7 separate regions of the Homo sapiens genome follow, and all the other regions are linked to region 2. A link is a loop called in an ENCODE intact Hi-C map of the cell type or tissue named here. Cell type or tissue: endothelial cell of umbilical vein. All regions are shown on one strand.

The links. Peaks named below come from ENCODE experiments on the same cell type or tissue, not always from the same donor. Only the 100,000 strongest peaks of a DNase experiment are listed, where the experiment ranks them.
Region 1: a loop joins it to region 2, with 18 times the contacts of the local background. A loop is called at or near these places in 102 of 110 quality-filtered maps.
Region 3: a loop joins it to region 2, with 5 times the contacts of the local background. A loop is called at or near these places in 9 of 110 quality-filtered maps.
Region 4: it touches region 2 in a loop (9-fold over the local background); 25 of 110 quality-filtered maps call a loop at or near these places.
Region 5: a loop joins it to region 2, with 4 times the contacts of the local background. A loop is called at or near these places in 25 of 110 quality-filtered maps.
Region 6: a loop joins it to region 2, with 5 times the contacts of the local background. A loop is called at or near these places in 14 of 110 quality-filtered maps.
Region 7: a loop joins it to region 2, with 17 times the contacts of the local background. A loop is called at or near these places in 31 of 110 quality-filtered maps.

What each region holds. Positions count from the first base shown.
Region 1 is chr2:119,406,227-119,410,226 of GRCh38, reverse strand. No RefSeq gene overlaps it. Among named protein-coding and RNA genes, the nearest start is that of TMEM37, 24 kb to the left of the region's middle. In endothelial cell of umbilical vein, a CTCF peak has its summit at 2,342 (motif pointing left); a DNase peak (open chromatin) is centred at 2,316.
Region 2 is chr2:119,473,954-119,477,953 of GRCh38, reverse strand. All of the region lies in intron 3 of SCTR (secretin receptor), which reads left to right. SCTR-AS1 (SCTR antisense RNA 1) reads right to left here and starts at 1,500. Exons shown (of 2, transcript NR_147847.1): 1 at 996-1,500. RefSeq lists enhancers at 2,633-3,183, 3,734-4,000. In endothelial cell of umbilical vein, a CTCF peak has its summit at 1,514 (motif pointing right); a DNase peak (open chromatin) is centred at 1,493.
Region 3 is chr2:119,288,614-119,292,613 of GRCh38, reverse strand. It overlaps a transcript of C2orf76 not described here. Among named protein-coding and RNA genes, the nearest start is that of STEAP3-AS1, 42 kb to the right of the region's middle. RefSeq lists an enhancer at 63-564. In endothelial cell of umbilical vein, a CTCF peak has its summit at 1,534 (motif pointing right); a DNase peak (open chromatin) is centred at 1,553.
Region 4 is chr2:119,009,777-119,013,776 of GRCh38, reverse strand. No RefSeq gene overlaps it. Among named protein-coding and RNA genes, the nearest start is that of MARCO, 70 kb to the right of the region's middle. In endothelial cell of umbilical vein, a CTCF peak has its summit at 2,190; no DNase peak of the experiment used is centred here.
Region 5 is chr2:119,315,437-119,319,436 of GRCh38, reverse strand. It overlaps C2orf76 (chromosome 2 open reading frame 76), which reads left to right. Exons shown (of 6, transcript NM_001322331.2): 4 at 1,934-1,971. Among named protein-coding and RNA genes, the nearest start is that of C2orf76, 49 kb to the left of the region's middle. In endothelial cell of umbilical vein, no CTCF peak of the experiment used is centred here; no DNase peak of the experiment used is centred here.
Region 6 is chr2:119,216,626-119,220,625 of GRCh38, reverse strand. No RefSeq gene overlaps it. Among named protein-coding and RNA genes, the nearest start is that of STEAP3, 5.2 kb to the left of the region's middle. RefSeq lists a silencer at 1,459-1,753 and enhancers at 1,962-2,558, 1,929-3,128. In endothelial cell of umbilical vein, a CTCF peak has its summit at 1,683; no DNase peak of the experiment used is centred here.
Region 7 is chr2:118,881,163-118,885,162 of GRCh38, reverse strand. No RefSeq gene overlaps it. Among named protein-coding and RNA genes, the nearest start is that of EN1, 36 kb to the right of the region's middle. RefSeq lists a silencer at 3,339-3,398. In endothelial cell of umbilical vein, CTCF peaks have their summits at 2,383 (motif pointing left) and 3,444 (motif pointing left); no DNase peak of the experiment used is centred here.

The DNA.
Region 1 (4,000 bases), 68 kb after region 2:
AGAAGACATACACATGGCAAACAGGTATATGCAAAGGTGCTCTGCATCAATGATCATCAGAGAAATGCAAATCGAAACTACAGTGAAATATCATCTCACCCCAGTTAAGATGGCTTTTATCCAAAAGACAGGCAATAATAAATCCTGGCAAGGATGTGGAGAAAAAGGAGCTCTCATTCACTGCTGGTGGGAATGTAAATTAGTACGATCACTATGGAGGACAGTTCGGAGGTTTCTCAAAAAACTAAAAATAGAGCTATCCTATGATCCAGCAATCCCACCGCTAGGTGTACACCCAAAAGAAAGGAAATCGGTATATTGAAGAAGTATCTGCACTGTCATGTTTATTGCAGCACTGTTCACAATAGTCAAGATTTGGAAGCAACCCGAGTGTCCGTTAACAGATGAAGAAATAAAAAAACGTGGTACATACACACAAAGGAGTACTATTCAGCTATAAAGAAAGAATGAAATCCTATCATTTGCAACAACACGGATTGAGCTGGAGGTCATTATGGTAAGTGAAATAAGCTGGGCAAAGAAAGACAAACATCACATGTTCTCACTTATCTGTGGGAGGTAAACATTAAAACAATTGAACTCTTGGAGATGAAGAGTAGAAGGTGGTTACCAGAGGCTGAGAAGGGTAGCTGGGGAGGGTGAGGATAGAGGTGAAAGAGGGATGATTAAGGGGTACAAAAAAATAGTTAGAAAGAATGAATAAGACCTAGTATTTGCTAGTGCAACAGGATGATGACAGTAAAAAAAAATTAATTGTACATTTAAAAATAAGTAAAAGAGTATAATTGGATTGTTTGAAACACAAAAGATAAATGCTTGAGGTGATGGATACCCTATATACCCTGATGTGATTATTACACTTTGCATGCTGTATCGAAACATCCAATGTAACCCATAGATATACACAACAACTATGTACCCACAAAAATTAAAATAAAACAAAAACACATAATATACTGATTGATGTTCTGTGACCTCAAGTTAATTGGAAAAGTTGGGTCATGTGTCCTTAAGAAGGCAGGGAGCCCACAGGCATTTAACATGCTTTCTATCCATTGTGATGGGCTGTTCCTGCCTGAAGGGGTCAGCTGCAAATATTTGGGACAGATTTATGTGCAACCAGTTACGTAGGTTATTCCAATGTGTGTCTGTGTTAGGGATTACAATATTATTATAATATTTGTTGAGCACTTGTGTACTAGATACTGTGCTAGGCACGCTAGAATGTATTGTTTCATTTATTCCTCACATCAACTTTTTTTTTTTTTTTTTTTTGAGACGGAGTCTCCAGGCTGTCGCCAGGCTGGAGTGCAGTGGCGCGATCTCGGCTCACTGCAACCTCTGCCTCCCGTGTTCAAGCGATTCTCCTGCCTCAGCCTCCCGAGTAGCTGGGACTACAGGCGCCCGCCACCACGCCCAGCTAATTTTTGTATTTTTAGTAGAGACGGGGTTTCACCATGTTGGCCAGGATGGTCTCGATCTCTTGACCTCCTGATCCGCCCGCCTTGGCCTCCCAAAGTGTTGGGATTACAGGCGTGAGCCACCGCACCCGGCCCGCATCAAACTTTTTAGGCAGGAACTACTATATCTCCATTTTAGGGAGAGGCAACAGAAGCACAAGGAAGTCAGGCAGCTGACCCAAGCTCGTTTGCATCTGGGGTTTCAAATCCAGGGCTTTCTGCACCATCAGCACTCTCAGCACAACACTTGCACTCTGGACTCACCACTTGCAACCTGGGTGCTCCCTGAAGGCCTGGGTTTGATTGAAGAGTCTCAGAAATCTCCCAACGGCATTTCCTGGAGACATTTCAGAATGCCCAGCTGCCTAGATGGTGAGAAGAGCACCAGGAAATGCCTCCCTCTGGGGAAAATCTAAGTGGGGACTGGAGCAGACTGTGTGGATTCAGGGCTCTCACGCCCCTGGCAGGCTCGCTGAGCTGGGCGGTGCTGTTAATTCAATGCAGATTGAGTGTCCTTTATCCAAAATGCTTGGGACCAGAAGTGTTTCAGATTTTGGATTTTTTTTTTTTTTTCAGATTTCGGAATATCTGTATATACAGAATGAGATCTCTTGAAGACGGGGCCCAAGTCTAAACATGAAATTCATTTTTTTCATATACATCTTTTACATGTAGTCTGAAGGTAATTTTATACACTGTTTTAAATGGTTTTGTACATAAGACAAAGTTAGTGTACACTGAACTACTGGGGTCACCACCAACACAAATGTCTCAGCCGAGAATAAACTTGGCTTCCCAAGTCCTGTCTGTGGGTAGAGGGCCCACAAATCCCAACACATTCCAACATCTCCCTCTGCTGGCCTCTGCCTGACATTACAGACAAATAATTGATTTATTCCCCACCCAAGTCTGGCACCCCACTGCCACAAACATATACACATCTTGCAGACATAAGAGATTTTAGTGCCTCTGTGTCTCTTTCCCTCTTCTTTTGGTAGCACTGCCCTGTTCTCTGGGGGGAGACTGGCCCTCTCCCCTTGCCCACGTTACCCGTTCCCAATGGAGCCACAGTCTCAGAATCCTGTCATTCCTGGCTGTGGCAAGGGGCACATGGCCTGGGGGTGGTGACAGTAATGGATGGGTCTGAGGGGTGAGTGCCTAGTCAACCTAAATGGGACAGTTCTGGGGCATTATATATACACTTGGAAGTCCCTTCTTCCTCTAGGGTCTCCGTCGGTGGGGCAGTCAGCAGCCACTGCCCTCCTCTCTGCCTAAGAAAGTCCCTCCCCAGCAGGACAGAACAAGGCCACTGCACAGAGACACCCTAGGGAGGGAAGGCTGGAGGCACACTCAGATCCACACCCTGGATCTACATTCCTAGATCCAGGCCCAGTGGGCCAACCAGTTTGCTGTGGGACTTGAAACTGAAGTGGAGAAAAAAAGCCACACACGTTGAAGCTGGGGGCTCCCTAGAGATTTGACCACCATTGCAACTGAGCATGTGGACTTGGCTGTGCACACTGGTCACTGTACCTGGGAATATACTGAGTCAGTCTGCACAGTATTCATTAGCATTCATTTTATTTGTTTTTCAGCCATTTCTTGTGTACATCTTTTTGTTTATTTCCACCCCCAACCCCCATCCCAACTGCCAAGCTCTCTCACTGTCTCCTGAGCAGGGACAGGTGCTTTCATTTTGTCCAGTGGTGCAGGTCCTGGTCCTGCGATTTTAAATTAGAAAGACATCAGGCCAAGCCTCAGTTTACCCAGTGATGGGGGAGCCCTATGGCAGGAGCACACCTGGTCCCTCCCCATCTCCCACACAGCCTCTGGCTGCAGTGACACTGGAACCCAGGGAGGCAGGATGTTCCCAAATGTCCCTTAGTGGAGTAACAAATGGCAATGGCTTGGCAATCATATTGCCTAGAGCTGGGAGTCCCAAATGCAGCAACAACAATTAAAAGTGTAAATGTTAATGCTAATGTCGCTTCTGCATTCTAAGGATGATGGTAAAATTCCCATTTCTCATACAGGGAATAGGAGGAATTCCTCTCGCCATAGTAGTCAGCCTGGCGTCTGGTCCTGCTCTGCCCTGGAGGTCCAGCATCCAGGGCCTGCCATGTTCCTGGATCCCCTTCCCAGGCCAAGGTTCAGCTCTCCATCCCTGCTGCTGCTTGTGTGGTGGTGATCCAGCTCCCTTAGTCAAGGGTCATTTGTTGACCCCTCCCACTTCCAGCTCATATTCTGCACTTTGAGGGACTGGAAGTGCTGTGGTTTGAATGTTCATGTCTACTTCAAAATTCATGTTGAGCCTTAATCCCCAGAGCAACAATATTAAGAAATGGGCCTTTAGGAGGTGATTAGGCCGCTTGGGCTCTGTCCTCATGGGTGAGATTATTGTCCTTAAAAAAGGGCCAAAGGGAGAGACTTTGCTCCCCTTCATTCCTTTTGCCACAAGAGAACACCTGGACGATGCCATCTATGAGGAATAGGCCCTCACTGGACACCGAACCTGCTGG
Region 2 (4,000 bases):
GCACACACACACATATTTGGGGAACATGCTGCTCCCTCGAAGCCTCACTCAACACCCTACACTATGGGAACTGGGGGAAATGAGGTAGACAGGCTTGAAACCCGCTCCTCCAATTCCTGGCTTGGTAATGCTAGCTGCTGTAACAGACAATGCCCCACATCTCAAAGCCTTCATGCAAATTTGTCCACAGAAAGTCCAAAACAGGCTGGGTGCGGTGGCTCACACCTGTAATCCCAGTACTTTGGGAGGCCGAGGTGGGCGGATCTCCTGAGGTCGGGAGTTCGAGACCAGCCTGGCCAACATGGTGAAACCCCATCTCTTCTAAAAGTACAAAAATTAGCTAGGCGTGGTGGTGCACACCTGTAATCCCAGCTACTCAGGAGGCCGAGGCACGAGAATCACTTGAACCTGGGAGGCTGAGGTTGCAGTTAGCTGAGCTCGTGCCACTGCACCCCAGCCTGGGCGACAGAGTGAGACTCTGTCACAAACAAACAAACAAACAAACAAACAAACAAAAAACGTCCAGAACAGGAAACAGGTATTCCTGATTAGCAGGCAGCTCTCCTCTACACGGTGACCCCAGCACCCCACACCTCACAACCGTGGCATCACATAGTTTCCAGGCTGACTGGCGGAGAGGAAAGAACTCGGAGGACCACACAGCAGAGGTTCATAAGGGGCGGGCCTGGGAAGGATCCCACTCTGCCCACATTCCCTCGGCTAGAACTCAGTCACATGGCAACATCTAACTGCAAGGGACCTGGGGAAATGTCTTTTAGCTGGGTGCCAGTCAGCCCCGGGATCCAAGTTGCTCACTGCTGGGGAGCCTCAATTTTCTTGACTGTAAAATGGGGAAAATAAATAAGACCTGCCCTGTAAGGCTGTGCTTGGAAATAAATTTTGTCCCTTCTCCCCTACTCCTCTCCCTTCTTTTCCTTTTTCTCCTTCCCACCTTCCCTCCCCTACCCCTGCCACACACACCCCCGCAAGCTTACCAACTTTACCTGCCAGCGTGGCCCCTCCATGCTTGCCTCTGGGGTCCTGGGAGCTCAGGACACAGGAGATTAGTCCAGATGTGGCGGACCTAGAGCCCCAGGCTGGTCAGGTGCAAGGTCACGCCCAGACTCCACTTTCTGACTCCTGTGCAGTGCTCCTCCACAGCTGACCGGGTTTTTCTCCTGATGGAAAGGACTCGAAGCTCTTCTCCTTTGCAGCCGTCCCTTTTCAGCCTTCCCAGAGCCACAGCACCTCCGCCTCCCGCAGCACTGTCCCTTCTGCCCTGCAGAGGGGATAGGCGGAGCTGGTGCTCACGGCCACAAAGTGACCAGGTGCCAGTCCTGTCACATCCTTTCTCAATTAATTGCTTGAACCCCTCCCTGCCTCATTACGTAAAGGCTCAGTGTCTCCCTCTTGAGGCTCCCCTACCCTTGGATTGCTCATGGTCCGCGGCAGGAAGCTGGACCATGTCCACACAACGTGAGGATGGAAGCTGGGGTCCTGTGCCGACTCTGCTGCAGTTTCTTCTCGCCGCCACATGGTGTCGCTGTGGGCCTGCAGGGCCACACCAAAGGCCTGCCTATTGGGCTCTGGGCTCCCTCCAGGGTGGTGGGGGCCACGTTGTTCATACCCAGCCTGGGGGTGGGTGGCCCAAGAGCACAGGTCAACAGCTGTCTGGCCTCAATTTATCATCAAGAACTCCCACCCACCCCTCCTTCATCCCCATAGATCTACTTCTGGGTCTGATTAGACTCCTGCCCCTTCATCTCCCGGCAGGAAGGCAGGCTTCCCTAGGTGGTGCCCCCAACCCTAACCCCAGGGGGAGCGCCCAGTGAGGACAAGGTGCTCTGGAAAATAAATTAATTCTCCTTGAGGGCACCTACTACATGGGTCCTGACAGGAGGGGTGGGGTCCATGTGACTGGAGAAACCGCAGGCCGATTCTGCCCCCAGATGTTTCTGTTCATGCCAGGCCTAGAATGCTCCCTCTAGGGTGTATTCCTTTGATTCTGAAAAGGACGCTGGTCTTCCAGAGTTCCTTATTAAAAAACACAATTCCCCAGCGGCATCCCCTTGGCCCTCTTTCTCTTCCTACTTAGTGAGGATCTGGCCTTAAAGCGGTCATGCTTCCCAACCTGATTAGGGTCCCGGAGCCTTCTGAAAATCAGATGAAAGCTTTGGACTAGTCTTTCCCCGAACTGCATAAATATATATCTATATATCTATATATTTATATATATGCACATAATATATATATTTATTTTATATTTATAATATAATACAAATATAAATATAAATATCTATTTATATTATATATATAATATAAATATCTACATCTATATATATATATATATGCACAAACATCCTTTCAGGGGTCCCCTGAGGTGCACACTGGCCTGTGCCTGGTTAAGTTTCCCTTACCTATTAGGAATTCAGCCCTGGGGAAGTGGGGAGGCAGCTGCTTTGCAGCTCTACAGAGTGGAAGGCAGGGGGCCCTGCCTTGTTAGCAGCTCTGGGCACCTGGCCTGGGTCACATGCAGCATCTGTCTTGGGAGTCCTGCTGTGTCAGTGAGGAGAGGGCCCCAAACGGGCAGGCCTGCTGCCCTGGGCGAGCCCACAGGGAGCCCAGCCTCTAGGCACGCGCTGTCTTATAACCTTCGATTCTGGCCTTGGGGGAATTTGTGTTCCCTTAACTTGCTTTCCCATCCACCCAGCCTAAATTTGACCACCGTTGTTTCCCATCTGACAACCTAACTCTCTTGATTCAGTTCCAGAAACCTCCCCACCCCTCGCCTAAATTCCAAGATTCCAAGCCCCTCCCACTTCTGCCTATTTTAGAAAGGCCAAAAAGAGAGGGGAGTGATGCCTCGGTGCCCGCTCTGTGCCTGGCACCAGCCTAGGCATTTTCCGTGTGCTCTCATGTTCCCTGCTCACTCTTGCAGTGTGGGTGATTATTTTGTGGCACAGAGAAATGATGCACCGAAGGTCACACAGTGACCAAGAGGCTGCACTGGGTTTCAGACTCAGATCTGGCTGCTTCTAAACCTGCGCTCCAGGCCTCCTGAGCCTCCACAGGGCAGGCATGCCCAGATCTCAGAGGACACGGTCTCCTGGTCCTAGACGCTGCCCCTGAGACTTCAGGAAGAGGGCCCGGTGGGTGGGTAGAACAGTGATAGCATACGCTGTGGCTGGGCATGATAGCTCAATTCTGGGCCTTGGTGTTCTGTCCTGTAAAATGGGCAGCAGCACCTCCTTCAGTGGGGCACTGTGAGGATTAGACCCTAAACCCTGTTAGCCAGGGGCCCAGCCCCTGGAGACTGTGTAAAGAAGCATGCCACGCTCAGCTGGGGCTGTTAAGGCTCCAGTGAGAGCAAAGGGGTGGCAGGGCTCCTACCCACAGGACTCGGCCATCAGCATCCTGCCCCCTGCAACACTTACACCGGCCTGAGCTGGGGAGCCAGATCCCAGCCCTCCTTGGCAGCTCAGAGTACAGAATTCAGCGAGGCCATTCAGCCCGAGGAGGGAAACTCCTCACGGTGGCCTTCCAAGACTTCCCTCCTGGCTAGTGGCTCCCTTCCGCAGGCTGGGCTCCTGCTGTAAAAGCTCCAGTGGGGAAGTGCTCTCCTCTTCCCTATGAGAAGAGTTCAGGGCAGGCTCTTTATCCCCATTCAATTTGCCTTTCTGTCCAGCCAGCCAGCCCGCGTTTGATAAGCAGAGGCTCTGGGCCAGGCACTGGGGAGGCGGGGAAGCCACTGCCCATGTGGTGAGAGGGCCCAGCATGCGTCCTCGTGCCAGGGGTGGGGGGCAGTGAGCAGCTGAGCCGGAGGACTGTGGTGGTCTCACGATCTATTATGCAGAGAAATGCAGAGGGGTGGCCTACAGGTCGTGGCCGAAGGACCCTCCACCCTTCCGTGAGGGGCGCTGCCTGGAGGGGTTCATCTCAATGGCACTCTGGTGGTTTTCAAATGGCTGAGTGAGCAGGGCATGAAGTTCCATTTAAAACA
Region 3 (4,000 bases), 190 kb after region 2:
AGTGGTATAGACTGAGCTCTGGAATAATTGGTCAGCAGTCCTGTGTGCATATGTGTTTCAAATGGAGTTGAGGAAATGAGATGAAAACCTGTGTTGAAAGTTAGTTTGTTTTTGTCGGTCTGACTCGGGTCACTGCTGCACTTGCATTTTCATGCGGCTGACAGTTCTTTTCTGCCGCTAGGGCTCTGCGTATGCCCGGAGGCGGTCCTGAGCCTCCTGTGAGGGCTTTTTTACCAGCTGGAAAAAAAACAAAACAAAACTCAAACGCTGTGGTGGTTAGTCACAATAGGCAAGATAAGTGTCCTAGATTGTCATTTGTTTCTGTTTGAACTGTTCCCTGGAAAACTAAGTAGAAAACTGAACAGTGGATTGTACAACTGTACAAATTAAGGCAGAATTTTTTTCCCCACTTGCCTTAAAGCAAAGTTGCTTGTTTTAAAAGTGACCTAGAAGTGAACTTGTGGTGACATTTAAAATTATACAAATTGGAAAAGGCAAATGGTGCACTTTTGCATATATTGGAATCATTTGTCTTTCTGTGTTTGCTTTAGGCAAGCATGAGTGGGAAGAGAGAGCTCCGCTTGGACATAGGCAGCCCGGGGTTGGAAGAACACAGGCATTGTTGCTAGCTTGGAGGTGTGACCTTGGGTGAGCTGCTTGGCCTCTCCAGGTCTCAGTTTCTGGCTCTGTTAAGTGGGGATGATAACACTGACCTTCCAGAATTTCTCTGTGACTTTGTTAAGGTGACCTAGCTCGGTGCCTGACTAAACATATTGTTTTGGGGAATAATTTCTGTTACACTGCTATTTTACAAAGAAATACTACTAATCCCATCGCGCAGAGAGAACATTTAGACACTGAATAGGAGGTTGTCCCCCATGAGTGCTAGGCAGTGGAGCCAGGCCTCTTCCTACAAGGCAGGGGTGTCCGGCTGCTGCCCGTTCTCCCCCTCCACCTGTCAGCTCCAACCACACCACCCAGCAGTGTTCTTGGACCCAGGGAAGGACTCGTTTTTTATTTTCCAAGAACCTTCTCTTCCCATTTCATTTCCCGAGGTGCCTTGCCCTTGGATTCAGCCAGCCCTGAGCACATTACCTGTCACATGTTTCCCTGACATATCCCCTTTCTTCTGGTTGCAATTTTCCCCAATTAGGAGTAATGGGCTCATTAACAACAGCCGGCACTTTAAATTTCCTTTCTATAAGGATAAAGCCGTCCCTTTCACTATTCTCTGGCTGTAACTTGCTTCAGGTGGGATGGGGTGGAGTGAGGTGGTAGAATGAATGGATACACAGCTTGTTCAAGGAAATAGAATCTCTGGGAAGAAAAATCTTGCAAAGGCAGGTTTTGTAGTTAGAATATTCTAGATACCTGCCAGGCACCAGCCGATTAATGCCCAGCCGTTCATCTTTACATCTTGCCGAGCAGCTTCTCCTCGGTATGACACCTTTCCTGCCATATTAGCAGAGCCTCGTTACGCGGAGAAGTCCAGGCTGCAGGTCAGGTGGAGTGGCTCTGCACTTGTCCGCCTTTGCCTACCCTTCAGCCACCAGGTGGCAGCAGAGTCTGTCTGGGCCTGGGAACTGATGAGGCCGAGCCGGTGTCAGTCATTTGTTAAGGACTGTGTTCAATAGGTTTGTCCCCCTGTAAGTCAGCCTTGGCGTCTGATAGCTGAAAGTCAAAGCCATCAGCTTGTAGATGGGGTGGCATGTTGTACTAGTGCTCAACAGCGACCATGCAATTGCTACTGCCTAAAATTTTATTTTTATTTTTATTATTTTTTTGAGGCGGAGTCTCACTCTGTCGCCCAGGCTGGAGTGCAGTGGCACGATCTCGGCTCACCGCAACCTCCGCCTCCCAGGTTCAAGCGAGTCTCCTGTCTCAGCCTCCTGAGTAGCTGGGATTACAAGCGTGCAATGCCACGCCAGGCTAATTTTTGTATTTTTAGTAGAGACAGGGTTTTGCCATGTTGGCCGGGTTGGTCTCGAACTCCTTACCTCAGGTGATCCACCCGCCTTCGCCTCCCAAAGTGCTGGCATTACAGGCATGAGCCACCACTCCCAGCCTAAAATTTTATTTTAAAAGTCAATGCTTAATTATTTCAAAGCCAATACCTAACTTTAGTCAGTTTTACCTCTATAGTCTTATTTCCTTCTTTTTCTTTTATACCACTCTATTTAATGATGGGCCATTTCTAAAAAGAAGACTAATAATGTGTCAACGCTTTGGAAAACGTCCCTGTATATTTGTTGAGGATTCCTTAAAGCTGAAGGTTGAAAGGTCGTGAGCCGGTTTCTATGGCTTCTGTGTTAAATGCTTCCTAGTACAACAATTGATAGGCAGCCTCCTCCATTTGGCCCAGGTGAGGTGCTTAAAAAATTCCTTCTCAAACCAATTGCAGGGAGACGTTCTTCTGCTTGGTGGAGGGGCTTGGAAGCTGTCCTTTAGCTTGGGCATATGTGAGCCTGTAAGCAGTGCCCAGAGCTTTGGGGTCAAATGGTGACTCCCATGCAGGGGCAGGGACGCAGGAATTACTTTGCAGAGGGAATGTCCCTCTTCCCTTCTGAAGACTGAATGTTCTCACACATAATTAGGCAATGCCAGTAACTCTTTGGATAGTGTACAAAACCCTATGTTTGTTTCTAGGTTATTTTAAAAATTAAGAAATCTCACTTTAAGGCAGCAGACAGAATAAAAACCAGTCTGCCCTGGTGCAGAGCGGTGCCTCTGTGGTCTCTCTTCCTGGCTTAGCTGGGTGTGGCTGACAGCAGAGAACTACTACCGGCAGAGGGCTGAGTTGGGGCTACGAGCGGGGCCTGAGACAAGGTCTAAAGTGGCAGGGTCTCTTTATAGCTCTGTGGACCCCCTTGGTGTCTAATTCCAGTCCCCAGTCCTGTCAAAGCCACCCTGCACTTTTTTTTTTTTTCTTGAGACGGAGTCTCACTCTGTCGCCAGGCTGGAGTGCAGTGGTACGATCTCGGCTCACTGCAACCTCCGCCTCCTGGGTTCAATCGATTCTCCTGCCTCAGCCTCCCAAGTAGCTGGGACTATAGGCGCGTGCCACCACGCCCAGCTAATTTTTGTATTTTTAGTAGAGATGAGGTTTCACCGTGTTGGCCAGGATGGTCTCGATCACTTGACCTCCTGATCTGCCCACGTCAGCCTCCCAAAGTGCTAGGATTACAGGCGTGAGCCACTGCGCCCGGCCACCCTGCGCTTTAATGCAGACACCACAGCTGGTAGACGCTTCCAGACTAAGATGTCAAGGAGACTTGGTTAAGTGCAAGATGGAACACAGAAGCTAAACCACAGGAGAGTAGAATCTTAAGAAGGCTGATTTGAGGCAGAGTACAGTATGTCCCTACCTTCTGGCTGCATGAGACCTCCTGACATAGCGCACATTCTGCAGCCTTAAGGCCCCCGTGTTTGCTAGAAATGCGTTGGGACCTGCCTGCAAAGGTCCTGGTAACTGGCCTTCCTCGGGCTCCAAGTCAAAGGGACAGAGTAGTTTCTAGAGCCAGCAATTCTCTCTGTATTCTCTCTTCCTCTCTTTCCAACATGTTGGCTTTTTCAGTGTCTTGGCCCAGGGTTGCTTATACACTTGAAAGTAGAGCAGCTTGAAGACAGATTATTTCGGTTTTCCCTGAAAGCCTTCGAGAGTCAGGGAAATTTTGCTAGAAGGCTTGAGGTGTAAGAGAGGGAGAGGAGGCTGGGGGCTGGAGTGACTCACCAAGGCTGAGGGGATGGAGCTTGTGGGTTCTACCATTGCCACGTGTCTTGTTCTGGGGAGGTGACTTGTCCTCAGAGGGGAATAGCTGACCCTAAGCAGGTGAGTGCCTCCTCTCCAGTCTCTGGCCTGAGCAAGGCCTGCGGCTTCCAGGTTCTGAGGGTGAGTGTCTAGCTTCTGGTGGATGGTGCTTTCTGCCAGTGTCGGGGTTGGAGCTTTCTCTGCTCTTACAATTCCACCCTTCCATCCACTTCCCGCCTTCAAAACTTGGAT
Region 4 (4,000 bases), 460 kb after region 2:
TGTGGTTTCCTGCTACAGGAAGGCCTGAGAGGCCCGCAGTCTTTACAGGGTAATTTTCCCTCTGGTCTGCCATATGCCTCAGCTCTGTAAGCTAACCCTCTATGGATGGGAGTGAAGAGGGCTCTCTGGGCATACTGATATAAGCAGTGACACCTTGGTCTCCGTGCCTCATGGGGATGTGGCCTTGGACTGTCAGCTTCTCCAAGAGTCAAGTCCACTCATCCAGGAGATAAAGTGCCACCGGGTGCAGAGCTAGGAGCATCTGTAAATGCAGCCCACCTGGGGAGGAGGCTGATTTTTAATTTCAGCCTCTTTTATCAATGACAGCAGGAGCCACAATCAGCATCACAGAGTAGCCTTTATTGTCTCTGAGAACTTTCCACACTTGGGGTGCCATGAGAGGGCCACCTCAGCAGGCCCAGGTAGCCCCAAAGGGTCCCTGCTGCCCATGCCAGTTGGACAGCTCTTCTCAGGTTCCACAGGGAAACCCAAGCCTATCTCTCTCTGACCTGCCTGTCTCCTGCATTCTCTGTTTTGGTGACACTCCTGAGCACCCCAGCTGGGAACCTGGAATCAGCTAGGACCCTGCCCTCCGTTCTGTGCATTGCAGGCCCTCCCATCCCATGCCCCTTGGCCTGTCCCTGCCCCATGCTGTCGTGGCTCCGCTGCTGGGCTGGCCTCCTCACTGGTCATGTTCCCTGAATGTCCAGCCCCACCCTGGCTCATGCAGCTCCCTCCTCCTGCAGTGTCTGCTTCTCCCCTTGTTGTCTTGTACTCATTTTCCAATTCAGGTGGGGCTCCCAGGGGAAGGCTCTCTGCCCTTCACCAGCCCAGGCGGGTTCCCATCCTCTTCTGTGTCCCTGCATCTCATATTAGATCATCTAGTTGTCTGTTGATGGTTCTGTCCCCCCACCGGGCTGAGCACCTTGAGGGTCCAGCTGGCCCAGGTCACATGCCCAGCACCTGCTGCAGGCCTGGCACTTAGAATGAGCCGCCCAGGTAAGTTTGTTGAAACAGAATTAAACCAGAAACACTCCCCAGGAAAAGAGCTGGAGGAGAGAGGCAGCTTCCAGCAGAGGGAAGGGGGGCTATCAAATGCCAGAGGGCATGAGACAGTAGGTGGCACTCACCGAGTCCATGGGTGAGTGCCCACTGGTGTGGGCCTGTGCTGCCCTGCCACCCAGGTGGGCCTGTGGCCGGGGCCACTCTTCAGGGGCTCTGGGCCTCTGGTATCCAGCAACCTCACTTCGCAGATGGCACAGCCCCAACATGAGTTGCGTGAAGGCCTCCTCCTGGCTCTCTTCTCTTCTCACTAACCAGCCCTGATCCAGGAGTCTTCCATGCACAAACTGTAGAAGATGGTGCTGGTGTTTAAATGACCCCGTCCCACTCTTCCTAGTCCAAATGAGGAAACAGGACCTGGAGGAGAAAGACTTGGCTTGACGTCATAACCCACTATTTGGCAGACTAGGGACTAGAACTCAGGCCCCTTGACTACTTTGATGCTTTCCCACTACAGAACTCCTAGTCTCCCCAGGCTCTTCAGAAGTCCCTCCAGCAAACCTGCTGGAGTAGCCACCTCCTCCTGCCCAAACTCTTTACCCTGTGGGGGTTGGCATGGGAAGATGGTGGCAGGTATAGGGGAAGACATGGCCTTCTGGGTCAACCTTGGGTTTGGACCACCAGTTCTGTTGCTTACCTTCTCGCTGTGTGGCCCTGGGCAAATAACCTAACCTCTCTGAGCTTGTTTTCTTCTTACTAAAATGGGCAGTATAGCGTATCGTGGGATTGTTCTGGGGAATTAATGTCTATAAAGAACCCCACAGTGTACCAGTTCACAGTCGGTGCTTAATACGTGGGAGTTTCCCTGCGACCTAAGTGTACTGGCCCCCTGCACGTAGCTTTTTGAACACCATCTGTCCAGGGTCAACAGTGAATTTGTTATTACTAGGGGGTCGGAAGGAGAGGGCGAGGAGGGAGTTTGGCGGAGCCTGGGGCCGGTACAGCTGAAGAGAGGCGTCTGTCTTCCGAGGTGGGTGGGTGGGTCCAGGAGGCGCCGGCCGCAGGAGCCTTAGCGGGGAGCCGCAGCCTCTCCCGGTCCCAGAGCCGCCCGCGAGCGCGGACACCGGCCGGCTCCTGGAGGGCTGAGCACGGCCTGCAGCGACCCCGCGTGCCGGGAGAGAGAAAGCAACCTCCTGCGGCGCGGCCGCCACTGGACTAAGCCCCCCTTCTACTCAGAAGGGACAGAGGGGTGGAGCAGCCCCAGGTCATGTTTGTGGAGCCCAGCGACGTGAAACTCCCCCTTCCCCAGGCTGTTCCTCAGTTTCCAGCCCTGCCACTACTTGCAACAGCCAGTCATCCGCCCAGGGTTTGCCAGGTTCCTCGGGGGCCAAGCATCCGTGTGTACCAAGCACCTTCTGTGTGCCATGGAGCACCTGCTACGTTCTTCCCAAGCCCCGCCAAAAGGTGTGGAGATGTGGAGAAAAGCTCTCATCAGCTGATCCAAGCACTGCAATCAGAAAATCCAGGAAAATACTGTTTTAACATGCATTTGAACAGACCTGCAAATTTCGTGTGTTATCTTTAATGCTATTTTGAGGAGACAAAGCAATTTTGTCCGTGTTCATTAAGGTTGTACTATATGGAGTTCGGGAGCGGGGTGCAGGAAGGAATCCCACTCTGGCCCTGGGCCTGGTAGGAGTTCACATCAGAGGCCCTGCTGGCCCTCACCGTCCTGGGCCACCCTAACTCATCACTGTTTTGAAATCACATTTCCTCGTGGTTTTCTGTGGATCCTAGCCTTGGTGCAGGAACTGGGTCTCTGATCTTCCTATCAGCAGTGTTCAGCACAGTGCCTCATGGAGAGTAGGCATGTGTCAATATCTGCTAAGTTGCGGTGGGGAAGATGCAAGCGTGAGATAGTGAGGTTGGGGACACGGTTGTGACCGGTACAAAGGAAAACAGAGGTGCGGCACAGGATGAAGCAGTGAAGAACCCTTGGGTTAGGACATTAAACTATCAGTAGCCATCAATGTATTAGAGCTCCCAAATTTGCCATTCTCAGGAAATGGGACTTAACCAGGAGGCTAGCCACGGCAAGACTTGGTGCCCAGCTGGGTAGGAAGGAGAGGAAGCACGTGAAGGTGCTGCGCAGGTGTCTTCAGCAGGATGAGTGGAGGACCACTCAGCTCTACACACACCTGTGTTCAAATCCTGCCTCGGCCTCCTACCAGCTGTGTAACTGTGAACACACAGCTCCTCATCCGTAGATGGTCCTTGTAGTATCTACCTTGCAGGTTGCTCTACAGATTACATGAGAAAGCGTGTGCCTGGCACAGGGTGAGCCCTCAAACGATAGCCTCCTGACGATCCCCAACACTTCCAGGAAAGGCGGCAGCACACCCTCCCCACTCTAGAGTTGGATCCTTTTCCCTTGACAACCCGCCAGCACCTGTTCCTCCCCATCCACTCAGCTGCTGACCTTGGCTCATGCCCTCTAAGAAAATAGAAGCAATTTTCAGATGAGAATTCCTTCATCCCTCATCTTCCCACCACCAGATCCACTGGTGACTGCATCTTTATTCATAGCTTTGCCTTCCTTACTGCTGTACTAGAAAAACTATTCCTGTTCCCACCGATTGCTCAGGATCCTTTGCCCCCTCGTCCTCATAACAACTCTGCTCCTGAAATTATGCCCTCTCTCTTGAATTATTGATTTCTCCCTCTCTACTGGGTCATTCCCATCAGCATACAAACAGGATGTATTATATTTTGCTCTAAAACATCAAGTTCTCTCCTGCACCCCATCTCTCTCTCCCCCAATCTTCAGTCCCATTTCTCTTCTCAGCCCGCCCAGCATCCATGTTCTCTGGACACTGTACCTCCTGTCCTAGAATGGGCCCGCCCACCAGTGACACACAGCAGACCCACGACGACCAAGACCGAAAGCCTGAACTCAGGAGGAGGAGGTTTCTGGGTTCTTCGATGATGCATATTGCAC
Region 5 (4,000 bases), 160 kb after region 2:
ATGAGGATTATTTGAAAGAAGCAAGAACAAGGGAAGCAGCTTATTCAACACAGAAAGGGACAGTAATACATCTCTCTGCTGGTTTGTCATTTCTCCTTTCTTACCCACTCCTCAGGTCACACCCCTTTCTGTTGGAGAGAAAAATCTGGCAAAAACTTCTCTTCAAAACATTTCTTTTTCTGCTAAAATATGTAGCCGTTTAATTGTGTGTTTGCCAAACCTATTAGAGCAGCAGGATTTCTAGTTTAAAGGCTCATTAGCAAAATATATAGAACAGGATTAATATTTAGTAAGGTCAGACTATAGTTTTGCAGGTTGATTGCAACAGACTTTGAGCTCCTGTTATTTTAAAAATACTATTGGCTTCTCTCACTTGTCTCAAATAATAAACATATCTATAGTAAGAAAAAGGACATGATAGGTAATTTGGAATACTAGATAAGCTGAAAGTCAACTTTGTTTATTTTCTTACACACATTTTAAGCTTATTTTTAGCAATTATGGTTTATTTACATCCCTAATATGCATATTTTACTTAGGTTAGATTTATTTTTATTTCTTAGGAATACAGAGTTACTGAGGATTATGTTGACCTTGTATAAAAAATTACAAGGCCAGATGCAGTGGATCATGCCTGTAATCCCAGCACTTTGGAAGCTGAGGAGGGCAGATCACCTGAGGTCAGGAGTTCGAGACCTAGCCAACATGGTGAAACCCTGTCTTTACTAAAAATGCAAAAATTAGCTAGGTGTGGTGGTGGGAGCCTGTAATCCCAGCTGCTCGGGAGGCTGAGGCAGGCGAATTGCTTGAACTTGGGAGGTGGAGCTTGTAGTGAGCTGAGATCATGCTGCTGTACTGCAGCCAAGGCGACAGAGCAAGACTCCGTCTCAAAAAAAAAAAAAAATTGCAATAGATAACTGAAAGTTGACTATTTAAAATAATGGGCAAATTCAGAGTGCTAGTTCTTATCTAGATAGCCACCTTATTGTGTATTATGAGAACATAGTTAAATAAGGTCTGTTTTAAAAATAGATCCTTTCATTTCCTGTCACTGTTGGAATTCCTTGTTACAACGTGATTGATAGGAATGAGTTTTAGTTTAAGTTTGGGAGTTTATTCAATAATACACTGTAATCATAATGCATTCATTAAATGTTTAAATAAAAACGAGTGAAGAATCGGAAACTTTCTGAATTTCAACCTGTTGAATGGCTGTGTAGATTATGTAATTAAGGGCTGATTGTTGCTGAGTTCGAATTTTACCCAAGTGTGGAGAAATTACTTACTGGAAGTGCACAGTGTAGCCTGACTTCAAGATAAACAAATTAAGGAGTGAAGTTGGGTTTGAATAGAGCAGATGAAATGGTGTGAGCCTGTGCAGTATTTGCAAACCAAGAGACAGATAGTGATATTCCTGGGGCATTAGCAGCCTTGCTCAGATTCCCGGTGGTCCTAGATACAGTGTTTGAATACTGAGAGTGGCAACACCTGTATCATCATTTGCTCTCTTGTCATTATATCTCATCTGAATAGATTTTTTTGAACTGCATTTGCTAATGTCTATTTTAAGACTTTTTTTTTTACATTATTTGCTAATCCTGTTCTGTATTGACTCCAAAAAAACAAGGTACAGTAATCTGATTTGCTTGTCTTCCATTCTAAGAAAAAATGTGCTGAGTTGACAAAAAGTTCTGACACACACACTGCTGTGTGTCAAAGACCAAGGCTTTAAAAGATAAAGATCTTTTACTTCAGTTTTAATGATCTACAGAAGTAATTTTTCTTTTGCTGTATAGTATATTTCTAAATGAGTCTGGTTATAAAACAAGGACTTACATTTCTCAATTTCGTAGCCACCCTCCACCCATTTTAATAATTTGAAAAGAAGTTTAGAATAAACTGTGTAAAAAGATAACTTGCTTTTTTCTTTCAGATGCACTAAAGATTATTCATCAAGCACATAAATCAAAGGTATGTTCCACAGGTACAGTATCTGGCACATAGCAAGTAATCAATGTTGGTTGAATTTGTGAATAAGTGAATGAATACATGTACATCTAAAATATTTCCCATTATAATAGCGCTTTTTATTTTGTAGGTACCCTTTTTACTGCCTTAGCTTTTTCATTGAAGAAAAATAAGCTATTTCCCTGTTAGTAGTAGGTCCTTTTTAAAAAAGTGTTAATTAAAAAAAGTATACCATATTTTGTTTATCAAGCACATATTTAACATAAAATAAGCATAAAACTTGGAAAAGTAAATTCAATTTACAGATAAAAGAAACTGCTTATTATCTGGCAATCCAGTGTCTTTGATTTTCTTAATTCTGTACCAGAACAAAAGGGCCAGATGCAGACACAAATAATTCACTTGTTCTAATTTGATTCTTGCTGTGTATAAGAGAAGGCACAGAACTGTGGCTCTGGGAACACACCTTTTAGCTCCACCAAGGCCATGGCCTGCAATCCTGAAGTTGTCTTACCTTTCCCAAAGAGAGCTGTTTATTTATGGGTTTGTTGTGTGTTTATATTTCTGTTTTTTTACTTTTTTAGAGTAACGTTTTTATGAAGCCACAGTCAAAGATTTGTTTATCATACAGACAGAGCAGAGTGATCTTTTTTTCTTTAATCTCTGGCCTTCCATAGAGTCCTCATTAAAGCAGTAATCTTCCTGTATTATATAAACTACTCAAGAATAAGATATTATTTGTCATATCCCAATACCTAGCACAGTGCCTGGCTCATAGGAGTTTTTCCATAACAATTTTTGAATGAAGTATTTATTAATTCATTTTATTTCATTGTCTTCTGTAGTCGTAGATGCACTCCATACACTCAATCACCTTTCAGATAAATGCGTATCACAGATCACAAGAAAATGGCATGAGGCTATGTCTGTTGACCATTGATTAGTAACTGTGTTTTAAAATTTATGTTATTTAAAAAATATTTTTGTGGCTTAAAACAACACACATTTATTCTCCTACAATTCTGGAGGTCAGAAGTCCAAAATCAGTTTCACTGAGCAAAAGTCAAGGGTTTAGTAGGCTTGGTTCCTTCTAGTAACTTTATTTTTTATACCAAGGATTGTATATGCCAGTTTTACAATATCCATTGTGAAATGCCTCAAAATGTCATGCTCACACGTGTCTGGGGCTGTGGTATGGAATCTGCCCTTTTGATTGGTACTAGAATGTGTGGCCACCATATTTGGACTTCGTCCAATTTCTCTCCTCTGGGACAGGAATGTTTTCAACCTCATTCCTAAAATGTAGAGAATAGGTAATGTTCTATATTTTTGTGTATTATATACATCTAAAATACAAATACAAATATAAAATAAAGTTAAAATAAAACAATACGCTCTTCAAAAAGGTTGTAAAGCAAAGCAAGTCCCCATTCTCCATTCATTGCTGCATGTTCTACATCATTTGGCTTTTCATATGCTCATGTTGCCAAAAAGGAGTAAGTAGTAAATTATTCCTTTATCTTAGTGGAGACATAGTTCATCATGTTCAAATTATCAGTATTATAACATTTAAAAAATCTGGAAATTATCCTGTCATCGGAAGACAAAACAATCTTAGAATTGTTACTTATATTTAAGACATATGTTTCACACTGGCAGGTTCTAGTTATAAAATTAGGGCTTGTTTTTCCAGTTGAACAATGTATTTGTTTAAGGGAGGACTCCCAAAACAATTAAGTCACTCAGAGTGCTTCTGGAATCTGGCTTTATGAACTTTGATCCAAATCATAACAATGCTAGTTAAGATGCCCTGGGGATGGTTCTGCAAGTTTCTGCTTCAACTTTTCTAAGGGAAGAGTTCAATATATTTTCACAGATACGGTTTTAAAACTTCAGAGAAACTTCATCCACATGTCCTCATTTGTGCCTTATCCAGTTCACAGTCATTTTTCTCATTTCCAAGTTATTGTTGTCCTTTCATTTTCTATTCCCCATCTGCGGGGCCTGTGGCATTGCTGGCTTGGCCTGTTAG
Region 6 (4,000 bases), 260 kb after region 2:
TGCCCAGTGGGCCGTGGCTGCAGGAAAGGTGCCGCTCCCCACTGATGCTCTCCCCACTAGACCAGGTGCTGCAGGACTCCTCCAAGTTCTGGAGCACAGGAAGCTCTTTCCTATGTAAGGCTGCATTCAGGGCAAATGGAGGCATTGTCTTTGCCATCACAATGACCTGATGGGTGGAGGCACATCAGCAGCAGTCAGAGCTGAGGCAGGGCAGGTAGTGGGAGAGGGCACTGAGCGGGGAGGCCAGCTGACAAAGGGGTGCTGGAGCCTGGGACTGAACCTCACAGATTCTGCTTTCCATGGCCCATGATGGTGACCCAATATTGTACAGCATTATAAAGTGTGGCTTACAGGGCATTAGGACACCCCCCCCTCCACATACACACACGAAATGTCCCTGCACCCCAGAATTTGGAATTCTACTGGAGCATAAGGTTGTCCTCCTTCCAGTCTTCTCTCGAAACATGAGCCCTCCAGAGAGGAAGCACTGTCTGAGCTCTGTGTCATGAGAATCTGTGTATCTGCAGGGAGATGTAACTGTGGCCAGCGCAAGAGTATGGAGTAGCTTCCAAAGGAAGTTGCTTTTTATTTGTTTATTTTGGCTCAAGGGAGCATTGATAAAGGCAGTTGCTGAAGGAAGAGTGGATAAAAGATGCCAGGGTGGAGGGTGGGTGGGGGAGCAGGACCAACCATCTTTCTGAGGGAGCTTCCTGGCGCGTAGTAGGTACTTAAACTTTTGTGTATGATCAACGGTCTTGGCTTGTGACTAGACCAAGATCGCCAACCAGAATGGAGGGAGGCTGACCCAGCACATCCCGGAAGCATTTACAGAGCCAAGGAAGAGATTCTTCTTGCCCGTCTATGATAACATTGCATTGCCTTTCAGCTGGGGGCGATTAGAAAGGCACTCACTACTAGATCATGGGAGATGCCTGGGTTTTAACCCCTTGCTGCTCGGAAGGTGGTGATCATGATGGCCTGGGAGGGTTTTAGAATGGCAGAGTGTCAGGCCACCCCAAAGCTCCCAAATTAGAATGGCATTTTAACAAGACCCCCTAGGAGGTTGTATACGTGTTTAAGTTTGAGAAGCGCTGGTCTACATTACAACTGAGGAAACTCACTACTCCCTGAACACCTGCATCAAGGTAGATTCACAGAAACCTAGAACTGGATGACACTTCCCCTCACCAGGGTGCATGACAATATCATACTTTTTGCTTGCTAAAAAGTCCTTGTGAGGCAAATAGTCTGATAATCTTCTGAATTTCTACAAATATGGAAAAATAACTCTACCCTTTTCAACATCAGTGCCTATTACACAAAGCTCCAAGAAAAAAAAAATCATGATTAATATTTTTACTCTTTTCCCATAACTGATCATATTTCCCCTTTTACTGTGGTAGCCAGGATACTCAGGCACATGTTCACGACTATATCGTCCTTATTAAATATATTTAAATGCTACTTTCTTTCCCCCAGTCCATGATTTTTTTGTCTGATTTACTACTAGCCTTATTGCTAAGCTTTTCGAGGTAAGCCGTCCCAAGCAGCCTTTGGAAAAAGTCAACCGCGTAAGCAAAATAAATAGGAAACTTCTGTGCACTCCAGTAAGGGAGTCCTCTTTCCCCTTGACTGCTGTCACCTTTCGTGGTCGTGGCACGTCCTCTGCTGGATTTTTGAGCCAAGGACAGAGGGTTTGGGAGAAGGAGGCCTCCTTGGACTTCTGCCAGGAGTTACTGAGAAAAGAAAACCCAACCAGCTGGGGGGCCAGTTGGGGGGAAATCTGCACAGGATGTTCACACTGTGCCCCTCCCTGCTTCTTTCCTGACCCCCAGAGCTCACCTCAACACATCTGGAGTGTAGGGTGTTGTCTGCCCTGTCAGACCACTCTCCACACACAGCCTGGGGCAGGAACAATGGGACAGGTGGCTGGTGCTCACTCAGCACAGCAGGGGTGGTGGAAAGACACATGTCAGCTGAGGCTTGGCTTCAGGGCAGGCAAGTCACAGCCAAGTCACAGCCCAGCCCAGCATAGGCAAGGTGTAAAAGTCACTGGCCTCAAGGTCATACGCAAACACACTGTGATCAGAAGTGGAGGTAAATACACCCCACAGGGCTGGGATATGTTCTGGCATGCCCAATTCTGTTTCCTTGGTCTTGGCCTTCAAGGGGAGGGAAGGGAAAGGAAAGAGAGTTTGCTGAAGTCCCACCTGGGGCAGGCATCGTGCTACATTGAGGTCAGCCCCCTTCAATCCCCACTGAGACCCTGCAGAATGGGTGGGATCAGCCCCATTTTTCAGATGAAGAAGTGACTTTTTTAGTATCATGCAGTGAGGAAATGGCAGATCCGGGATTTGGACCAGGTCTGCCTGACTCTCAGATCTTCCACTACCTTTGACCCGCTAGGTGGAGGGCTCCTGTGAGCTGTGGCCTACACACCTGTGGTGATCCCTCAGTACTGAGGACCAGGACCAGCTTAGTGTGAGGGCCCAGCAGGGGCAGTCCATGCAGGGAGATGAACCTGGGGGATTTTCTCCCAAACACTCCTCACAGAGCTCCCTGGCCTGCCTAGGCAAGATCCTACCAGCCATCCCCAATCACTGGTTGTGTCTACCTGAGATCTGCACAGCTCGGATGCAGGTCTGTGGAATATCAGGCATGTCACTGAGAGTCTGGTTCTGTGTGGTGTACTACCTGATTTCATGGACACACACACAGAAGGCCATCGTCTCAGAGCCATCTTTAGGCGTTTGCTGGTTACGGCAGCCTGGGAGAAGCCAAGTCACTGCAAGAAAAGGTAAGGGAGATAATGGCTCGAGACCCTCCCTCAAAGGTCTAGGGGCACAGCTACCCAGGTTTGGGGCCTCCAGGGAAGAGGGGAGATGAGACCTTGGCTTCTGGAGGCTTCCATAGGGTAAAGGAACATGCGCAGGCTTTGAAACCACACGGACCTGGTTCAAATTTCACATCTCCGCTAAGTCTCCATTTCCTCCACTGTAAAATGAGTGTATAGACCTCTTAACAGGTTGTAAGAATTAAGTTCCCAGGAAAGTGCTGGGCACTTAGTAGGTGTTCATTAAAAGGCTGTCAGATAATCTGAAAGGAAAAGAAACGGTGTTCAGAGAGGAAGGGAAATACTGAAGAAGACAGTTCCCAAAGGAAATTTACCTCCAGGCAGGCTCTGCTCCACCCCCTTGGAAAAGGTCTTCTTCCTTATCCTGTGTGATGATCTAAACCCTCCTTTTCTCTGAGAGGCTCTCAGGGAACTTGCTGTCCTCTGGCCTCCCCCTCTCCCACAGCGAGGAACCCCAGGTGGGCAAAAGACGCCAGTGGCCCCTCCTCCTCTTTCTCCTTTTCTCACATGAACAGTAGGTGTTGTTGGCACCCTGGTCTGGGAATCAGGAAACCTGGCCATGCCCCACCCCCATGGCTGGCTGATTCATAAAATCTCTTCTTGTTGGACCTCGCACTCCTGCCAGCTTGAGGTATCTGAGATCTTGGTGTTGGAAACTTCCACTGCTACTCTGAGAGTTGCTAGGAACAGGCCCTGCCTTGTGCAAGGGCAGAGGTGCCCTGAGAGGCGCTTCGGGAGATGGGGCTGGGGAGGGAGGAGGCAGATGATGAGAGGCCTGATTTGCCTTTGGTGAGAAGTGAGGCTTTATCATGCTGGCGGTGGGAGCCCAGAAAGATTTTAGGAGGTATGCATCTCTGTGTGATCATAATAGCTAATATGTTTTTGAGTGCTTGCTACATCCCAGATGCTGTTCTAAGAAGCATTTTGACTGTATTAACTCATCTGATCGTCATAATACATTTTCCGTTTTTGAATTTGGAAACTGAGACACAGGAGGTTAAGTCACCTGTCTGATGTGACATATCTCAGAAAGTGGCAGAGCCAGGATTCAGACCCCTGGTTCTGTTTTGGTTCCACCTCCTACTACTACATCTCTGTTGTCTGGACGCCCTTATTCATCTCTGAAAAGACTTTCTCCCTGGTAGC
Region 7 (4,000 bases), 590 kb after region 2:
TTGTGTTGGCCTTCCAAGAGGTGGTTGCACATTTATTGGAAGTGATGCTTTCACTAGGCTAAGAAACAACTCAGCTTGAATGCCAGACTGATGATTATACATGTGTGGATAATGAGAAAGTACAGATGTTTCTGGAACATACATCCAGCTATAGAATTTCAGACTCTTACAGCTGGAGGGTATGTTAGTGATGACCTTGTCCTACCCTCTCATTTTACAAAAGAGAGACAGACAAAGAAGGAGTCAAAGAGAGAGAAAGAGAGAGATAGAAGTAGTAAAGAAAAAACAGTGTACCCTATTCCTTTAAAAGCCAGGGTAAATTTCTGTCTACCCAGCCAAGGCATATTCTTCTTATGTGGAACTTCAACCTATATCTGCCTCTCAGGCAGTTTGCAAGAAATAACAAAATCTATCCTTCCTCTGCAATCCCAAATAGACTCTTTGGCAGCAGTGACTCTCCAAAATCACCGAGGCCTAGATCTCCTTACTGCTGAGAAGGGACGACTCTGCACCTTCTTAGGGGAAGAGTGATGTTTTTACACTAACCAGTCAGGGATAGTAAGAGATGCTGCCCGGCGTTTACAGGAAAAGGCTTCTGAAATCAGACAACGCCTTTCAAACTCTTATACCAACCTCTGGAGTTGGGCGACATGGCTTCTCTGCTTTCTAGGTACCGTGACAGCCAGCTTACTATTACTCACCTTCGGGCCCTGCATTTTTAACCTCCTTGTAAAATTTGTTTCCTCTAGGATTGAGGCCATCAAACTACAGATGATCTTACAAATGGAGCCCCAAATGAGCTCAACTAACAATTTCTAGTGAGGATCCTTGGACCGACCCGCTGGCCCTTACACTGGCCTAAAGAGTTCCCCTCTGGAGGACACTACAACTGCAGGGCCCCTTCTTCACCCCTATCCAGCAGGAAGTAGCTAGAGCAGTCATCTCCCAATTCCCAACAGCAGTTGGGGTGTCCTGTTTAGAGGGGAGATTGAGAGATGAAGCCAGCTGGACTTCCTGGGTCTAGTGGGGACTTGGAGAACTTTTGTGTCAAGCTAAAGGATTGTAAATGCACCAATCAGAACTCTGCAAATATGCATCAATCAGCGCTCTGTGTCTAACTAAAGGATTGTAAAATGGACCAATCAGCACTCTGTAAAATGGACCAATCATCAGAAGGTGGGCAGGGACAAATAAGGGAATAAAAGCTGGCCACCCCAGCCAGCAGCAGCAACCTGCTGGGATCCCCTTCTATGCTGTGGAAGCTTAGTTCTTTCCTTCTTCACAATAAATCTTGCTACTGCTCAGTCTTTGGGTTTGCACCACTTTTAAGAGCTATAACACTCGCCATAAAGGTCCGCGACTTCATTCTTCAAGTCAGCCAGACCAAGAACTCACTGGAAGGAACCAACTCCGGACACAAAAGGAGATCCTGAGGCCTAGAGAGGGGAGGTGACTTGCCCACTTCTTGCTGCCCAGTGGCATAAGCAACATGGTGTTTTAAACCCTGGGAACTTGAAGACATAGGGACAGTTGCTTTGGGGGAACCATACACATTGCTCAGCTCTGCACACTTTCAGGGTCAGCTATCTGAAACCACTTAGCATACTCACTCGAGTCTCCTGAATTTGGTGGCATGAAAGAATTTATTTCTTGATGCATTTCTACAAACAAGGTCCTCGATAAGCAGGACAAATACAAAAAGAAAGTCAAAAATAGATGTTGAAAAATGAAAGAAAACTATCAGACAAACAAGAGACGAAAACCACACAGGATTTTAAATGGGAAAGTTAAGAATTATTAACTAATAACAGGGGAGTATCAGGGTATTGGCTACTGAGGGTAAAGGGAGCACTTTACAGAGGTGGCAGATATATGGGGCAGGCACTAAAGGCTAAGCGAAGTGCCCGAGGAGAAAACAAATGTGGGACACCCCACCCGCTTCCCCTCTCACCACCAAGGATGAGAATCAGACTTTGCGGGAGAGCATGGGGCTGTCCCCACTGGAGAATGAAGTTTGCCCAGGTGACAGGTGGAGACTGTCCAACAGGAAACTGCCCCCGGGGGTGACAGCAACCCTTTCCGGGAAGCTGCCTGGAGGAAACGCTGCTGAACTTTCTGAAAAATCGGCTGGGGGACTGGTGGGACGGCGAAGCCCTCAAGGGGTGCTTTTGAACTCACTGGAAGCTGGGCGAGGTGCCAGCAGAACTCGCTAGAAAGCTGCACACAGGGGATGCCACTGCAAGTCCTTGAGGGAGGCTGCAACTGGGTGTCCCGAACCCCGCGGGAGCAAGAAGGAATCAGAGCACAGAGACACCAGCAGAGAAGCCCTTCCCCCTGCAGTGTGCCTCTACCACCCTCTACTGGCAAAGCTGAGCATCGTGCCAGTTGCAAAAGAGACGTGTTGGCAAGATTCACCTCCAGTATCACAAGCAATGCAATGAAGTATGGGTTGGGAGAAGTGAGGCAATAAAGTGATAAGTGACACACTCATAACCTGGAACACAACTATTGAGGTAGTGTGCCCCTTTGGTCCTAGGCATTGCCCCCAAAGTCTCAGCCTTTCAAGTTTTCTCACTCTCTTTCTACCCCCAGGTCTTCCCTTATGGCTACACCGGATGATGTTCATGAATGTCATGGAAGCTGAAAACAGTCCCGCTTGGGTCTCAGAAGCTGAGGGTATTAGACAGGAAGGGTCACTTAGCCAGGCTGACCTCGTGTCCAGGTTTGCACCTGCTGTCCCAACCACTGTCCTGTTAGTGCTCCCTCCCACTCTCCCAAGTGTCCTGCTCAGGTGATAAATTACATGGTTCCCTGAAGGCAACCAGCCTGAGTCCAGTCCCATGACTTTACAGATGAGGAAACTCCTACACTGATGTCGAAGAAGAGGCTCTGTGGGGACGTGGGGAGGACTGGACTTGGCTTTAATGTGCAACTTTGGCTTGTTGTTAAGCCTCTATCTAAAATGGTCCACCAAGAGGTAAAATGAGGTCATGTGTGCAGAGCATCAGGCATACATCGTGACCTGAGGGATGGGATGCGCCAACCTCTGCCATGTAGCTCTTCCATCTGCCCACCTCCCCAATCCCTATCCATATTCCCCAGTCTGTCTTCCAGACAGAAACAACAGGGCACATTTATAACAGTGGAGCAAAATACCCCTTCAGAATAGACACTGCTAACAGAAAAGTTCCAGGGTGCAAATCTCAATGTTTGGAAAGGAGGATCAGAGCTGTAAACGCCCAGGGATTGCTAAGCAAGAAGAGGATATTGAGCACTCTCTCCAGTTCATGCCTCTGTCTCCTCAAAGTCCCTCTTCCTGATGGCTACCAGAGGCTTAGAGAAAGCAACCAGGAGCAAACGCCTCTCTCTGGGTAGGCCGGTCCAGCTCAGGTGCACCTATTCCATGGCAAAAAAACAGCCCACGATCTCCACCTGGTGGCCAAGCTATAGAACACACTCCCTCGCCAACTGCTGATCAACCTGTTGAGCAGCTACCCTGCGGCCATTTACAAAAGAAACACAGGCTGGGACCTTCTCTACAGGTGACCTGATGGTGGCTGCTCCTGGAGGCTGATTGGAAGCACGTGTCTGTCTCAGGCCACACTTTGACATGGCACGAGAGACTTCTCTGCCACGCTTGCTGCCCTGGATCCAGAACAGGTTACTCCAGGGTTTCTCAGCCTCAGTACTCTGAACATTTGGGGCTGGATATTTCTTTGTTGGGGGTGGGGTGAGGCCATCCTGTGCATTGCATGATGTTTAGCAGCATCTCTGGCCTCTACTTACGAGATGCCTGTAACAACCCGCTTAGTTAGGGCAACCAAAAATGTCTCCAGATGTTGCCAAAGTCCTATGCAGGAGAGGCAAGACACAAAATCGCCCTCAGTTGAGAATCACTAGGCTACTTAACCAGTCAAGCCTTCGGCACTTATAACGATAGAGACTGATTTTGGACTTGGGTTCCACACAGCATTCTGCAAGCCATTGCAGTTTCCAGTGA